2 separate regions of the Homo sapiens genome follow, and region 2 is linked to region 1. The links are chromatin loops, found by intact Hi-C in ENCODE. Cell type or tissue: heart left ventricle. All regions are shown on one strand.

Evidence for each region. Peaks named below come from ENCODE experiments on the same cell type or tissue, not always from the same donor. Only the 100,000 strongest peaks of a DNase experiment are listed, where the experiment ranks them.
Region 2: a loop joins it to region 1, with 2.4 times the contacts of the local background. A loop is called at or near these places in 23 of 110 quality-filtered maps.

The regions. Positions count from the first base shown.
Region 1 is chr2:105,916,289-105,924,288 of GRCh38, reverse strand. No RefSeq gene overlaps it. Among named protein-coding and RNA genes, the nearest start is that of ECRG4, 150 kb to the left of the region's middle. In heart left ventricle, a CTCF peak has its summit at 4,233 (motif pointing left); a DNase peak (open chromatin) is centred at 4,818; H3K27ac peaks cover 712 bases.
Region 2 is chr2:106,071,731-106,079,730 of GRCh38, reverse strand. It overlaps ECRG4 (ECRG4 augurin precursor), which reads right to left. Exons shown (of 4, transcript NM_032411.3): 2 at 7,840-7,887; 3 at 5,688-5,845; 4 at 1,576-1,966. The coding sequence ends at 1,805. Among named protein-coding and RNA genes, the nearest start is that of ECRG4, 10 kb to the right of the region's middle. In heart left ventricle, no CTCF peak of the experiment used is centred here; no DNase peak of the experiment used is centred here.

The DNA of each region.
Region 1 (8,000 bases):
TTTATTCCCAGACCTCATGATTCTCTATGGAGAAAATCTGATGGAGTCTGCAGAAAAGCTATTAGAATTAATGAGCTTAGTAAGGAGATTGCAAATACATCTTGCTAAAATCTCTCAAATCAAATTTTAAAATAAGGATCCTCATTAATGACTTTTCCTATAATACACTGAGTTAGGGAAATAACACTGAAATCTCAAGAGTGAATGAACTAATTTTTTTATTACCATGTATTATCTTTTGAGACAATATGGTCATAGATTGAGAAACTGAGTGCAATAGGCCATCTAGTTGCCTCAGTCAAATCTGATTTAGCTCTACTGAAAGTTCTTTTTTTTTTTTTTTTTTTTTTTTTTTTAGATGGAGTTTCACTCTTTTCACCCAGGCTGGAGTACAATGGTGCGATCTCAGCTCACTGCAACCTCTGCCTCCCAGGTTCAAGCAATTCTCCTGCTTCAGCCTCCCAAGTAGCTGGGATTACAGGCCCCAGCCACCATGCCTGGCTAATTTTTGTGTTTTTAGTAGAGACAGGGTTTCACCATATTGGCCAGTCTGGTCTCGAACTTCTGACCTCAGGTGATCCACCTGCTTCGGCCTTCCAAAGTGCTGGGATTACAGGCATGAGTCACCACGCCCAGCCTGAAAGTTCATTTTCATACAGACAAGAACACTATTCTGATGCCAATGAGCTTTCAGGTTAGGAGTCTTTAAAATACTTTTCTGACACAAAAATGAGCATGCTGTTGTTTCTTATTTGATGTTTCCTCTTTAGGATGCCTCTCAGTTTCTGCACAGGAATTGTCTACAGCAGTAGTTTGCAAAGTTTGATTTCTATTAGAAATGAAATTTTTAGGTCTCCACCCAGACCTCCTGAGTCAGAAACTGTGGGGGTGGCCTCCAGCATTCTTTATTTAATACTCTTTTGAGGGGCTTCTGATGCCTGCTAAGCCAGAACCACCAGTCTATACAAGCTTGGGGTATGGGAAAAAAATTCACTTACGAGGTCACTTTTACTGTCTGAACTAAAGTGAATTCCCTGAAATAAAATTGGCAAAATGTTCCCTACTTTTCAAAGTTTTGTTCTGTCTTCAGTTTTCTTTCTTTTTTTTTTCTTTCCTTTCTTTCTTTTTTTTTTTTTTTTTTTTGCCAGGCAACTTTTTGGGGAAGCACACTAAGCTTTAGATACACTATTCATTTCCAGTAATCAGGAGAGAGTCATCAAAAGTAGAGAGAATAAATGCATTTTTATATGTTAACACAATAGATTTACTATTCAGTTACAAAAATGATGTAGACACACACAGAGAGACACATACACACACACACATACACACAGACAGGCACAAACCCAGAGGGTTTTTATTAATAGAATGTGGAGGGAAAGAAACATATGCAAAATAACACAGTATGGTTCCATTTATATATTATTTAAAAATAGACTCAGCTGAACTACACTGCATACACAGGTGATAAATCTATTAGAGTCAAGAGCAGTATTTTATTTTTAAAAATAATTTCGACTTTTATTTTCGATTCAGGGAATACATGTGCAGGTTTTTTACATGGGGTTATTGTGTGACACTGCGGTTTTGAGTACAAATGATGCTGACACCCATGTAGTGAGCGCAGTACCCCATTGGTAGTTTTTCAGCCCTTGCGTCCTTTTTTCTCTCTTGCCTCTAGTAGTTCTCAGTATCTATTGTTCCCATCTTTATGTCCATGTGTACCCAAAGTTTAGCTCCCACTTTATAACTGAGAACATACAGTATTTGGTTTGCTGTTCCTAAATTAATTTGCTTAGAATAATGGCCTCTAGCTACATCTTTGTTGCTGCAAATGACATGCCTTCACTCTTTTTTATGGTTGCATAGTATTCCATTGTACTAATCCATTCTCATGCTGCTATAAAGAACAGGCCAAGACTGGGTAATTTACAAAGGAAAGATGTTTAATTGACTCACTATTCCACATGGCTGGGGAGGCCTCAGGAAACTTACAATCGTGGTGGAAGGGGAAGAAAATATGTCCTTCCTCACAGAGCGGCAGGAAGGAGAAGTGCAGAGCAAAAGGGGGAAAAGTCCTTAAAAAACTATCATATCTTGTGAGAACTCACTCACTATCATGAGAAAAGCATGCAGGAACCCCCACTGCCAAGATCTAATCACCTCCCATGAGGTCCCTCCTTCAACACACAATTCAGATTACAATTCAAGATAAGATTTGGTTGGGGACACAGACCATGTCATACATGATGTATATGTAACACATTTTCTTTATGCAATCCACCATTGATGGGCACCTAGATTGATTCCATGTCCTCGTTATTGTGAATAGTGCTGCAATGAACATACGCATGTATATGTCTTTCTGGTAGAACAATTTGTTTTCCTTTGGGTTATACACCAGTAATGGTGGTTTTGATTTGCATTTCTCTGATGATTAGTGATGTTGAGACTTTTTTCATGTTTGTTGGCTGCTTGTACATTTTCTTTTGAGAAGTGTCTGTTCATGTCTGTTGCCCACTTTTTAAATTTGTTTTTTGCTTGTCAAATTGTTTAAGTTCCTTATAGATTCTGGATATTAGACCTTTCTTGGATGCATAGTTTGTGAATATTTTCTCCCATTTTGTAGGTTGTCTGTTTAGAGTATGATTATTTTAAAGTCAGAATAGTGGTTACATCTGGAGGGAAGGATGGTTCTTGGGTGGGGAAGAAATTTATGGGCAAGGGGCTCTGGAAACTTAATAATGCTCTATTTGTTGACCTGGGTGGCCATTATGTGGGTGTTTGAGTTATATGTCAAACTGTGCATTTAATTTTTTACTACTTTGTAGGTATATTTCACAATCCAAAACTGTCTTTAAAAGAAAGAAAGCCAGATGCTGTGGCTCAGGCACATACCAGCACTTTGGGAGGCCAAAGCAGGTGGATTGCTTGCACCCAGGAGTTTGAGACCAGCCTGGGCAATAGAGTGAGACCCTGTCTCTACAAAAACTACAAAAATTAGCCATGAGTGGTGGCAAACTGCCTGTAGTCCCAGCTACTTGGGAGGCTGAGGTGGGAGGATCACTTGAGTCCAGGAGGTAGAGGCTGCAGTGAGCCATGATCACACCACTGCACCCCAGCTTGGGTGACAGAGCAAGACCCTGTCTCAAAAAACAAAACAAAACAAGAACCAAAAACAAAGAAAAAACAGGGTTAGGGATCACCCACTCTAGGCTAAGTAGTCTGCCTCTTTCTCGCCAATTCGTAATGCCAACACTTTCCCTTTCTTTAGAGACCACCACTTTCAGCACTTGTAGTCACTTCCAGACCAAATGCCCTAAGGATACAATTAGACTGACCTTTCTCAGGTTTTAATTGACTTTCCATGATAACAGACGAGGATTTCACTTTTGGCCCTTCCCTTGTGTGCCCTTCCTCTATCTCCCAGGACTTTTGATAATTTTCTTTCCACCATTTTCTTCCCTGTTTTGGGGGATGGGAATTCCTAATGGTTTGATTTTTAGTGCATCTCCTATCATTTTGTTATCTTTTCTCTCCATTATAGAAGATGACCTTAAAATTATGCCCAATTATTCTAATAAATCTATTAATAGACTCATCTTGTTTTTAATATCCAACAGATCTTTTTTGTTTTCTAGCTGTTCTTGTCTGATAGCACCTAGTTCTTTTTGCAGATACACTATATTCTAAGAAGAGTATTGCACAGCGTTACAAAGATATGGAGGTACCCTGCTGGGGGAACCTGGGAATTCAGGCAAGTGAACAGCCCAGACCAGCACTATCCCATAGAATTATAATCTGACTCAATTATGTCACTCTAAATTTTCTGATAGACCCACTGGAAAAAGTGAAATGGAAGAGGTTGAAATTAATTTTAATAAAAATGTTTTCATCCAATATATCCAATATAATATCATTTCAACATGTAATCAATATAAAAACTTGTTAATGAGATATTTTACATTTTTAATTTTATTAACAATTTGGTATAGGTTTTACACTTAAGCATATCTTTATTTGAACATGTCACATTTCAAATGCTCAGTAGCTATGTGTGACTCATGTTGTATAGTTTGAGTCTGCAGAGAGCTGCACCAGCCATGCCTGCAAACTAAGTTCAAATCTGCTCTGAGATCCCCAAGAATGTACTTTCTGGCCTGGTTCCCATCTTCTTGCAAGTTGCTTCTGGAACTTTCCCCCAAAAGCCTGCCTCCTGGTGGTAGGGCCTGGTACCTTACTCCATCTCAGGTCCCCAGCCAGCACCCATCCCTCCTCTGCATAATTTCCCCTCTTGGACATCATCTGTGTTATTGCATTTGCTCCTGGTCTCAACCCTTTCAAACTTCTGGTTCCTCCAGGGATCACTTCAGGGGACCTAGTTCTGTGAGCAGCATTCTTGGGCTCCACTTAATACCCCCAGGCTGCTGCCCAGCTGCCCAGCCTCTTAATCTGGCTAGAAATGCTGTGGCTGAAGGTTTCATGAATGGCTGAAAGGAGCTCATCCCTGTTACACAGTGTCTGGCCAGCAGCCAGTTTATCCCCAACCTCAGACTCCAGGTAGGGTGTGGGCTCCTGCTCCACTCACAGCTGCTGAAGAACTGGTGTGGCTTGGGGCTACTGTGTCTAGGGCCTGGCCTCTGGGCCTTTGCATAGGTAGAGAGAAGACAAGGCCAGGAGAAATGCAGCAGGGGACAGTAGGAGGAGGCAGAAGAGATGTCCCCAACCCCTTGGGGGTGGAAGGCCTGGAATGAGGAGGCCCAGTCTCTACCCTCTGGGATCCCTGAAGGCCAGACCAGGCAGGTGTGCCTGGTGAGTCAGCCCTGGGCCCCTGCCATCCTCCCTCTACTTACAGCTCACACAATAGCTCAATTGTGTCATTGCACTTAGCTTTGGCTTGGGTTCCAACCCAAGGACGTAGCCCAGGGACCTCTAGGGACAGAGAGAAACAGCTATGAGAGAGGTCTTTGTGCAAATCTATTCTGCAGAAAGGAGGCCCAGGGTTATGGTCAGAGTGGCTGTGGCTGACAGCACAGCATAAGAAGAGCCGGTCTCAGCCACTGGCTTGCACTGATGGCCAGTGTGTGTCGGAAAGTGACAGGAGGAAGTTTATCAAATAGGTGCACAATTGCTGTGCATTTTAAGTGGAGGTTCACACAAAGGACTCTGAGAATCTGAACTCCAGGAGAAGTTAGCAAAGTCTCAAGATATTGCAATAATATTTAACCAGATGAATAATTTCAATGTACTGTATTTATCTTTTTGTCTGTTGTCATCACATGCAGAAACCTATTTAAGACTGTTTGAAAATAAAAAAGAAGGGTTGTTTAGGTCAGCTGAGAGTCTTCTGGGGCCAACAGCTCAGCCTTCCCTGAAGAAAAGCTTAAACGCATTTTTGCAGGAGGTGAAATTTCTGAACGGCTATGACTTATGTTAATCTACTACGGGTGTGCTATCGCTACCGCATGTTTTGGCACAGGCCATAGCGAGGCACTAATGTCCAGACAGAGATGAGGGTCCTAAGAATTGCACAGCCAACCCTTTTGTCCAAAGTGTCAAACATGGATGTTGCAAGGGGTGCTTTCCAGGTCTTAGCATCTTGTATTCTAAAGGAAATAGGTAGCAGAAGGGTTTTTTAACTGAACGTTGTATTAAGATCTTAAAAGTATAGCTTCCATGGTCCCAGGTTTGTCCAGCCTGTGGACTCCATGTTGTGACATTATCAAGGATAACTCTGGTTTTTCTAGCTTTATCCCATTCATTAATGCCAGGTCTCCAGTTTCACTCAAAGTCTTGCCCAGTCATTTCCAGAGACATTGGGTGCATCTGTGTGGATCCCTTGCATTCTTCCAGGGAGGCCTTTCTTGCCTGTGCCCACTACTCCGGCCCCGTTGTGTGTATAGGGATGCCATTTTCTTCAGCATGTGCGTCCCCCAGTGAGCTCAGATGGGAACCCATGGTGTGAGGGTGGGGACCGTTCTCAGGCAGATATGATGCTCTCCTTTTCCTTTTCTCCTCCCCCACCCCCACTCCTTCCTTCTCGTTCTGTCAGGAGCCCTCATACAAACCCATTTCTGCCTCACCTCCAATTACACTTTCACAGACAAGTCTGAACCTAAGTATCTTAAATAAGGAGGCTCCACTACTAGTGGATTTATTTGAGGACTAAACTCCGGGGGAAACTCTCAGGGTGTAACAGGATGTAAACTGGGACTCTGTATCTTTCACTTTTGGCAGGAGCCCCCAGGGCTGAGGACAACGTGGTGGGCTCATCTCTCAAGGCAGAACGATGGGTGCTGTGCCCTAAAGCAGAGTGCATGGAGACTATGGAGCCAGTCCTGCCAGTGTCACCCAGCAAGGCCTCAGAGCAGGTTCTGGTGGAAGAGATTGGCGGTGGGGAGTATGTGTGGGTTGCCCATACCCCACAGAGAGGAAGTACTTCCCCTTCCCTCAAGACAAGTGATTTGGACTTCATGAGAGCTGGATATCCTGTTGCCTAGAGTTTGGGATGAAGAGAAACTTTTGTTTCCCACCTACTAAGCCTAAGGGCTACAGCAGCTCTTCGGTAGGAGCAGAATGAAGAAAACAGGCTAGGTTGGAAATAGTGGGTTCCCAGCTGGGTTGAGAACAGTGCACGTGCACTTGCATGGAGGGTGATGCGTTCTGGAGAGCAGTCAGGGACCCTGCAGAGAGGACCTGGCCTGGGGTCATCATAAGGGGGATCCCACCAAGGAGGACTGTCTGGGACAGAGGAAGCCTCCAGCAGAAGCTCACAGGCCATGGGAAGAGTCAGACAGAGCCACACAGAGGACAGACGTGATCCACATGTCGCAGCAGGGGGATTCCAAGCATTGGCCAATGTGCTTTGTGGGAGGAACAGCCAGCAATTGCACATCTATCCACATCCTCATTACAAAAGAACCAGTCAGGAAAGGCATTTCCTCCACACACTGCGCCTTTCTGCCCCTTTCCAGCCCATTGCAGTGAGAGGGAGGTGGGGAGGCAGGTGAGGAGCAGGGAAGGAGCTGCCATGCTGTCGCAGGTTTCCAGCCAGCACAGGCCTAAGATGGGGTCACTTTCAGCTGGACAAGATTTTGGAATCCTGTTGTATGGGAATTTTCAATTATTGAAACAAGACTGGTTTTGTGCTTGAAGGGGCCAAAAACATTGGGAGACTTGCTCAAGATTTCATGCACAGGCAGGAAAGAAGGAAAGAGTTTAAAGGAGCCGTGGGAGAATCAATCATTCTCTGCTTGCCCCTAATGAAGCCAGCTGCAGAGAGCACTGGTAAACACAGTCACTCACAGTTAATCTAGGTAGAGGAATTTAAAATACTACCTAGGCACAAATCTAAAGTGCTTCTGCTGTGAGAAGCCAATGTCAGATCACTGAGGTCTCCACTCACTCAACATCTGGATATTGAGGACCATGAGTGCTATTAGCGCCCTAAAGGCTGTGTTTAGGACACCATGTTTTACTAAAACTCTTATCTCTAAGCATCAAGATCCCACCCGGTGTGGCAAACATCTGAGACCCAGTAAGAGAAGAGTGGGCTTCCATTTCCTCCCTCACACTCACCTGGAGGCAAATTCCATGCCCGCAGCAGAGGAGCAGTGGAGTCACCTCCACTACAGGATTTCAATGTCATTTCTCTCATTCTCCTTCCTTCCCCAGCTCTCTCTGCCTGCATACTTGAATTTACATGGGCAGTGTCGAAGGAAAATAAAATCTTGGGATCCCAATTAACGATGCCAAAAGGAAAAAACTAAGCTGAAAGTGGAGTAATGCAAGACCTTTCCTTTTGTTCCTAAGCAGATAGCTACAGATAAAAAGTAGCTTCCCAGGTAGCTACTCTATGTTCATCTTATCCTTACATAAAGTGCCAATTTACTGAGCATGAGAGGAATATCTAATTGACTATTCCCCTACCTGCTCCTTTTCTCTTTTTTCCTTTTCTTTTTTTGAGACGGAGTCTCGCTCTGTCACTCAGGCTGGAGTGC
Region 2 (8,000 bases), 160 kb before region 1:
TCTGCCTCCTGGGTTCAAGCGATTCTCCTGCTTCAGCCTCCCTGGTAGCTGGGATTAGAGGCGCCCACCACCATGCCCAGCTAATTTTTGTATTTCAGTCCACTTCGGCCTCCCAAAGTGCTGGGATTACAGGCATGAGCCACTGTGCCTGGCCTGGTTCCTCAAAAAATTAAACATGGAATGAATATATGATCCAGCAATTCCAAAGAGAATTGAAAGCAGGGACACAAAAAGATACTTGCACACCCGTGTTCATAGCAGCATTATTCACAAGAGCCAAGAGATAGAAGCAGCCCGAGTATCCATGAATGGGTGAATGGATAAGCAAAAGTGGCCTATCCATACAATGGAATATTATTCTGCCTTAAAAAGGAATGAAATTCTGACACATGCTGCAACATGGATGAACCTTGAGGTCATTAAGCTAAGTGAAATAAGCCAGACACAAAAAGACAAATACTGTATTACACTACTTATATGAAGTCCCTAGAGTGGACATTCGTAGAGACTGAAAGTAGAATGGGGGTTGCCAGGGGTTGGGGATAGAAATGGGGAGTTAGTGTTTAAAGGATACAGTATCAGTTTGGGAAGATGAAAAAGTTCCAGAGATGGACGGATGGTAGTGACGGTTGCACAACAATGTGAATATACTTAGCCACCGAATTGTACACCCGAAAATGCTTAAAAGGGTAACTTTCATGTATATTTCACTACAATTTTAATTTATATGAATCCCCAAGAAGAAAAGAATGACCTTTGTTTATGATTGTCCGTAACACCGCTGCTCTGAATCCAGTGCTTCCTACTGGGCCTAGGGTTATTGATTACATAGGGTTTGTGAATGGGGGTGTGTTTCAGAGGCTATCTGCAAAATTGCATGTAATTTTTCTGAGGAAAAGAGCAAAAAGCTTTCAGACTGTCGGAGGAGTCTGTGACATACAAAAGTCTGAGACCCATTCTGAGTTGCCCCCCTCATGCTGTTAATCTCCTCCCCCACCTCACCCCCTGCAGTTCTGCGTAGTCTGGGACCAGACCCCCTCCTATCAGCAAAGGCTCAGATTCTTCACTCACCTCCCCCGTCTTCTTATCCTCCCTCTCCCTCACCCAAATACCACCTTTTCTTTCATTCACTCAGGTTGTTTACAATGCAAAGAATATTCTTAAATATGTCTTAAATTCATGGAACAAGGTTTTATTTTTTAGATAACTGTGGCTCTGAAATCAACCAAATTTCAGGTTTTTTTCTGTTGCCCTTCATTTCCTGGATGGTAACATTAAACAGGTCCAGCTGTAGCTCAGAACCAGAAGGGTTTTCTGTCAAATGATTGGAATCCTCCACGTTCTGTAACCACAGATTATTTTCAACTAGCTTTTCTTGCTGATCGTGTGCCTTGCATTTCATGTAGACTGTGTTCTAACAAACTGAAGACCTCTCACTCAGTCCTGTGGTCTGCCTGGGTGGTGGTGAGGAATCTCACGGTGATAACAGAGAGGTGCCTCTCAGACGCAACTTCAAAACATCAAGGGAACGAGAAATGTCACCAGCTTAATTTGCACCCAAATGAATTCTAAGACTTTTCTTTTTAACAAAATGCTTTATTTCTATTTTTAAATGAGAGGCATTCCCATGAAATATCAAAAGGCATTTACATGTGTTGTTTTAACTCTTCTTTTTTGATCACACAAAGTAGGTAGAAAAGATCTGCTGAAATAGAGCAAATCAGAAACCAAGTAGTGTAAGGCATTAGGAGATACATGAAGAGAATCGCTATTTGCTTCTTGTACAGCGTGTGGCAAGTCATGGTTAGTAGTCATCGTAGTTGACGCTGGCTCCATGCCTAAAGCCGTAGGGGCTCCGGGGACCAATTGCAGAGTCTTCATCATAGTGACGTTGGTAGTAATCGCCATAGTATTCATGTCCATTTCGATCTCTGTTAAGCCAATAGGTGATGTCATCTTCAAATTTCTGGAGGAAAAGAGAGAGAATGATAGAGAATGGATTTAAGGTCATGCAGTCCCCTAAGACCTAATCTTACCTATGGCTTTTCTTCATGGTGGTTTTTCTTCAACGATTAACAACCCTTAGTAACTCCCTGTTACCGTATTCTTGTGCTCAGAGGCCAAAACAGTCAGCAGTATTCACTCTGATAAAAGCTATCTTTTCCCAAAGGAGTGCAGGCCCATACCTTTGCAAACTTTTGTAAAATATTTGCTAAGTGTATTCCAGACTTAAATGTTTTTCTCTCTCTTGGTAAATCAAATGGACAGGTGCCCAAATACCATAACAACTTGGCCTGACCCTCAGACCACATCTCACTGTGGCAAACACTGTCTTATCTTCCTACCCCATTCCTGTGCCTGGCCCTTTATACTGCATGTAGTAGATGCTTAATAAATGTTGCCTGAGTTAGATCAACCACTGCATTGGCCTATTATAGTGCCAGGGCAGAGAACTGGGGGTACATTTGATGGTGACTCTTATACCTGTGTTGTTGGTTAGAGTGTACACAGATGCATTTATTTATTCTGCAAATGCTTTGAGATGGGCACTGTGTGTCATGCCCTGTGCTGGGCACTGGAGGGCTGCCAAAAACAGTCGTCTGTGCCTTCAAGAAGCCTACTGTTCCTGAGTGACAGATATGAGAAGAGACAGTTGCAGATAATAAAAGGGATAGAGAAGCTAAAGCTGAGTAAGTAGTGTAGAATGATGGTCAGGTTTTGGTTTGGGCAACTGATCTTGGCTATTAATACATTTTTTTTAAAGGAGAGACTAATTTTTCTTTGGTGGTGGTGAAGGTGCAAGATTAATTTAGACTAGGACTCGTGTGCTGATGCTCAGGACATCGCAAGAGATTTAGTGTGAGAGCAAAAAGGCAGGGAGATGACAGATGGGCTGGGTGAACGGGTCATGCCATTGGGGTGCAGGGCCAGTTTTTCTCCAAGCGTGGCCCATGCACCCCAACATCCAAATCACAAATGCAGGTTCTCAGGCACCAGCCACTCCATGCCTCCTGCATGGAACTTTCTGATGTTTGGGACTCAGCAACCTGTTGTTATTTTAACAAGACTGCCAATGAACATTAATTAATATTGAGAACTTTGTGAGGCTGGAATCCCCAGCCTAGCCCGTGTCTGTGGTCTCTGGGGCTCAGTGGTCATCCACTCTTGGTGGGTACTGGGCCAGCTAGTGCTGGGCTAAAGAGCATGATTCCAATTTCTCACTGCCATTCTCTATACCTGGGGTCTGAATCATCTGAGCCCACCTCAGCCTCTGCCTTGGGAAGGAGGACACCGACTTCTTTGGCTCCATCTCTAGTTTTGCTTTCCCATAATACAACATTTTTGGCCATGGTGAAACAATCTTGCCTCTTGGGTTTTCTCATTTTATTTTATTCATTTATTTATTTTTTAAGAGGGAGTTTCACTCTTTCACCCAGGCTGGAGTGAAGTGGCATGATCTCAGCTCACTGCAAGCTCCACCCCCCACCAGGTTCAAGCGGTTCTCCTGCCTCAGCCTCCCGAGTAGCTGGGATTATAGCCATCTGCCACCACGCCTGGCTAATTTTTTTGTATTTTTAGTAGAGACAGGGTTTTGCCATGTTGGTCAGGCTGGTCTCCAACTCCTGACCTCAGGTGATCCACCCATCTCGGCCTCCCAAAGTGCTAGGATTACAGGCGTGAGCCACTGTGCCCAGCCTCTCATTTTACAAGTTTGCTTGCAGTTTTAGCTTAAATATGTATTTTCAAAAATTTTTTAAAATCTTTGATGAATACAGAAATAATATAGATTAAGATTTTAAAATCTGTATGTGAGAGAAGAGCATAGAAAAAGAAGATCATATTCCTTTGCCAGAGACCACTAGTGACACTTGGATGTAGTCATTGTACTCTTTTTAATGCATATTAAGTTACTGTAATCTTATTTGATCCTCATCTTTATTCTGGTTTTGTCACCTGACATTATTTGAGTAGTTTCTGCATGTTAAACTCTCTTTTTTTTTTCTTTTTTGAGACGGAGTCTCATTCTGTTGCCCAGGCTGGAGTGCAGTGGTGCGATCTCAGCTCACAGCAAACTCCGCCTCCCGGGTTCGAAGGATTCTCCTGTCTCAGTCCCCTGAGTAGCTGAGACTACAGGCGTGAGCCACACACCTGGCTAATTTTTTGTATTTTTAGTAGAGACGGGGTTTTGCCCTGTTGGCCAGGCTGGTCTTGAACTCCTGACCTCAGGTGATCCACCTGCCTTGGCCTCCCAAAGTGCTGGGATTACAGGCATGAGCCACCATGCCCGTCCCTGCATGTTAAACTCCTAATGCCCATTTTAATGATGGTCATCAAAGAAATGCAAATTACTGAAGGAGGATATAGCATTTTCATCTATCAAGTAAGCAAACATATACTTTTAATTTTCAATGAGAACACCAGATGCTGCTGAAGACGCCAGAAAACTGTTGCTCTTACATGTGACTCACAGGAATGTGCAGTTTGACAATACTCAGAGATACTTAAATGTGATTCCACCCTTGCCCCAGGAACCTCACTGGGAAGAATGTGGTCTAAGTAAAAGGCAAACTGTACAGAGATGCAAATAACAGCACCTGCCTTTTGGGTTGTTGTGAATGTGAAGTAAGTTCGTACCTCTAAGTACTTAGAATCATGCTTGGCTCAGAGTTTGGCTATACATGTTTACCTATTTGCACAGAAAAAGAAAAAAAAAAGCAAAAAGACACTTAGGGAACAAGTAATATGTCCAATGGTTGGAAATGTGAAGGAAATTTTGGTATAGCCACATGATTTCACTTTATGTAGCCATTACAAATGATATGTCTAAGGGGTTTAGTTTTTTTCTTCACCTACTGCAGTATTGTGTATACACCGTCTAAATGAATCATGTGCCCATTTTGAAAAACACATCCAACTGCCCATTTGGAGGTCCTGCCTATGAAAAGCCCATCTGCTCCCTGGTGGGGCAGCACAGGCCACAGGTCCTCCCTTTACGTCTCACACAGGGAGCTCAGCCTCCTCAGTCACCATGGATGGATGCCCATGCGGCAGCATCTATGACTTCCATGGGCTGCCGTCTCACCTCCACGTGCACCCCAGCTGGGAGCCTACGATCATAAACTCTTTGTCTTTCATTCAATGAATACGTCCACCAATGCCATCTAGGCGCATGAACTGTAAACCATCTTTTCCTATAAGTGCATTGACAAATTTTCCCCAAAACCTCTACAAAGACCCATCCTCTCTTTACAGGTCCCTTTTCATCTCTTTTCATTATCATCATAGATCCCGGCATCCCTGTTGTTTCTGACAGTCTTCAAGTTAAAAGTTAATAGGTTTTGGGGGATTGTGAGTTATTTTAAGAATACCCTGGCAAAACTGTTCAGCCAAGTTAAAAGGGTTCCCGAGAAAGTCAGATTCTCGATGAATCTAGGTCCCCGCTGTTTTGGTTCATGACTGCCGTGGGTTCTGCCTCCTGAATGTACCCTGGTGGAAACTTCCAGCCATCGCCCTTACACCATAGGTAACATGATCCAGTGCCTGATAGCACTTGGCATATGATGGGGCTCTTACTCTAGGAATGAACAGCAAAGCTGAATTTTCTGCTTCCTATTTCCCCGAGCCAGGCCTCCTCCCTGCCACCCTTCCCTGTGGAAGCCAGGCCTGCAGCCGGAGGCAACACCTACCGCTTCGTCAAAGCCCATGTAGAGAAACTGCTGGTACCACTGCTGCACCTCGGGCCGAGTCCGGTCCCACAGCTGCCGCTTCTGGCGCTTCAGGCTGCCAAGGAATTCTTTGGCTTTATTCTCATCAACGGCCACTTTAGTCTTAGTTGGAACAGGTGCTGAAATCATCAATTCCCCATCCCCAAAGCACAAAGAATGACTTCCTTCCTCACTTGCGGTGAATCCCTGTTATACATCCCATCCCCCACCACCATGTGTAGGAGGGTTTTGACTCTCAACTTCATTCTTACTTGCATGTGACAATGTGACACAGCCTCGTAGATTCTGTCACCATGCTTCCTGTTAGTAAGTGTTATTTGGTACAACCCTATAAAGGGGCATGGACTAAACTTCAACCTCTAGGTCCTCAGGGTAGAAATGAAATTCAGCTCATCTCCTGCAGCCCACTCGCACCCAGGGCCCAGGCCTTTCCCGGGGCAAATGGCCCACCCCTCAGGCTCCGCATTCAGGAAACAGACTGGATATCTAGTGCCACACAGGTATACGGGCATGTCCATTGCATATGCCAACACAAGAGGGTTGTGCTTGGCTCAGGAGATTATGTAAGAAAAAGGAACTGGAATGATGAGCCCCGGGTGAGCAGGGACCAGACCCTGCCCAACAGTACAGCTGATTCTCACACCAGGCTGCTGGGACACAGAATCCCCTTAAGCCAGTGCCTCTCTGCGCCTCACAGTCTGACCATTGATGCAGGATACTGACCCGCACCCTCACACTGCTGCTGCTAACGTCTTTCCATCACAGTCTCAATTGTTGAAATGGAACCACTTCCGCAGGATGTGCTCGAGGAAGCCACTGTGCCATTAGGCGTTTTTCTCCTGCTGTCACGTTTTCAGCCTCTGTCCCCGTATCTATAAAAGTGGGTGGACAGTCCCTCTCGATGACGTTAGGAAAAATGCACAGGATCATGGAAATGCAGGCCTGGTGCATTCGTTGGTCGTATGGACAAATACCAGCAGGGGTTTTTGTTTGTTTGTTTACAATCCCTTGAGGGATTGTAACACTGTTTTGTACACAGTAGTTGCTCAATATGTGTTTCTTGATTTGAACTGAGTCAAGGCTGCGGGATGCACACCAAGGAGTTGTGACTGCCTCAGCAGCTTGCTCACCTATGACAAACTGGCTCTGTGAGGGCGTTGTTGATCCCTGGGCATCCGTGAGGTAAGGCTCTGGCCACCACACAGCACAGGGAGGGGGCCCTCTGAGCCGCCTCAGAGATTGGGGGTGGGCCAGGGCTTCTTGGGTGGCTGGAACCCCAGGAAAAGATGCTGGGACCGCCCCAAGCCTGTTCTCCAGCCACCTGTGGGAGGGCCCCTGAGCAGCAACTGGGGAGTGTGGGAAGAATGACTGAGGACCCCACTTCAGGGAGGAAGTTCAGCCTGCTAGAATCCCCCACAAACTAGGAGGGAAAGAATAACTGACTAAATGGTCACATCAGAAGTGTGGTCACACTTTTTCATTTCTAAGGGATTCTTAATTTTACAGATAGAGATGAAAGTTGGGAGAGGGAAAATGACATTCACGAGACCCCACAATTGATCCACCTGATCTGATTACAGCAGGTCCAGAACCTGTGTGTTGTGACCCCCAGACTGTTCAATTTCTATGACATTTTGTTGCTGTCACATTTATCTTAGATGCATTATTCAAAACAGAGGCTAATAACAAGAAAGGCTTTCCTGTTTGAAACCCTTCCCCAAGAGCTCTTTGGATACACGGACTACCGCAACACTGCTGTTCCACGCCTGCCCCACCAACTGAGGATTATGTGTTCCAAAGATAGTCTCTAAAGTGCTCCATGGTCCTAAAATAAATAGCATGCAATTAACACTGTACTACTGTTTCTTTTATTTTTGAGTCCACACTGACAGGTTTCAGAAAAATAACCTTCAGACATTTACTGGCAATAATATTTATCTAATAAGATACCACACCACATACCAACAGAATAAGCCCTTCATATCTGCTAACCTTTTAAGGAGTAAACACTTTTGATTTTCCAAATACAAGACTCCAGTGAGCACAATCCATATTGCCATTTCATTTCCATCCAGTTAAGAATGCATCCCTTATCCATTTGGGGTATATTTACCTTCTCGTTTTTGAAGCATCAGCTTGAGTTTATTTCCACTTATGCCACCTAAAGGAATGAAAATTGAAATCCATATCAGAGTTATACTGCTCCCTTCAATTTATCAAAGGCAAAAATCAGAGTGGGAGAAAAGAACTGCGGGCCCCTGCCTTGATTTGGCA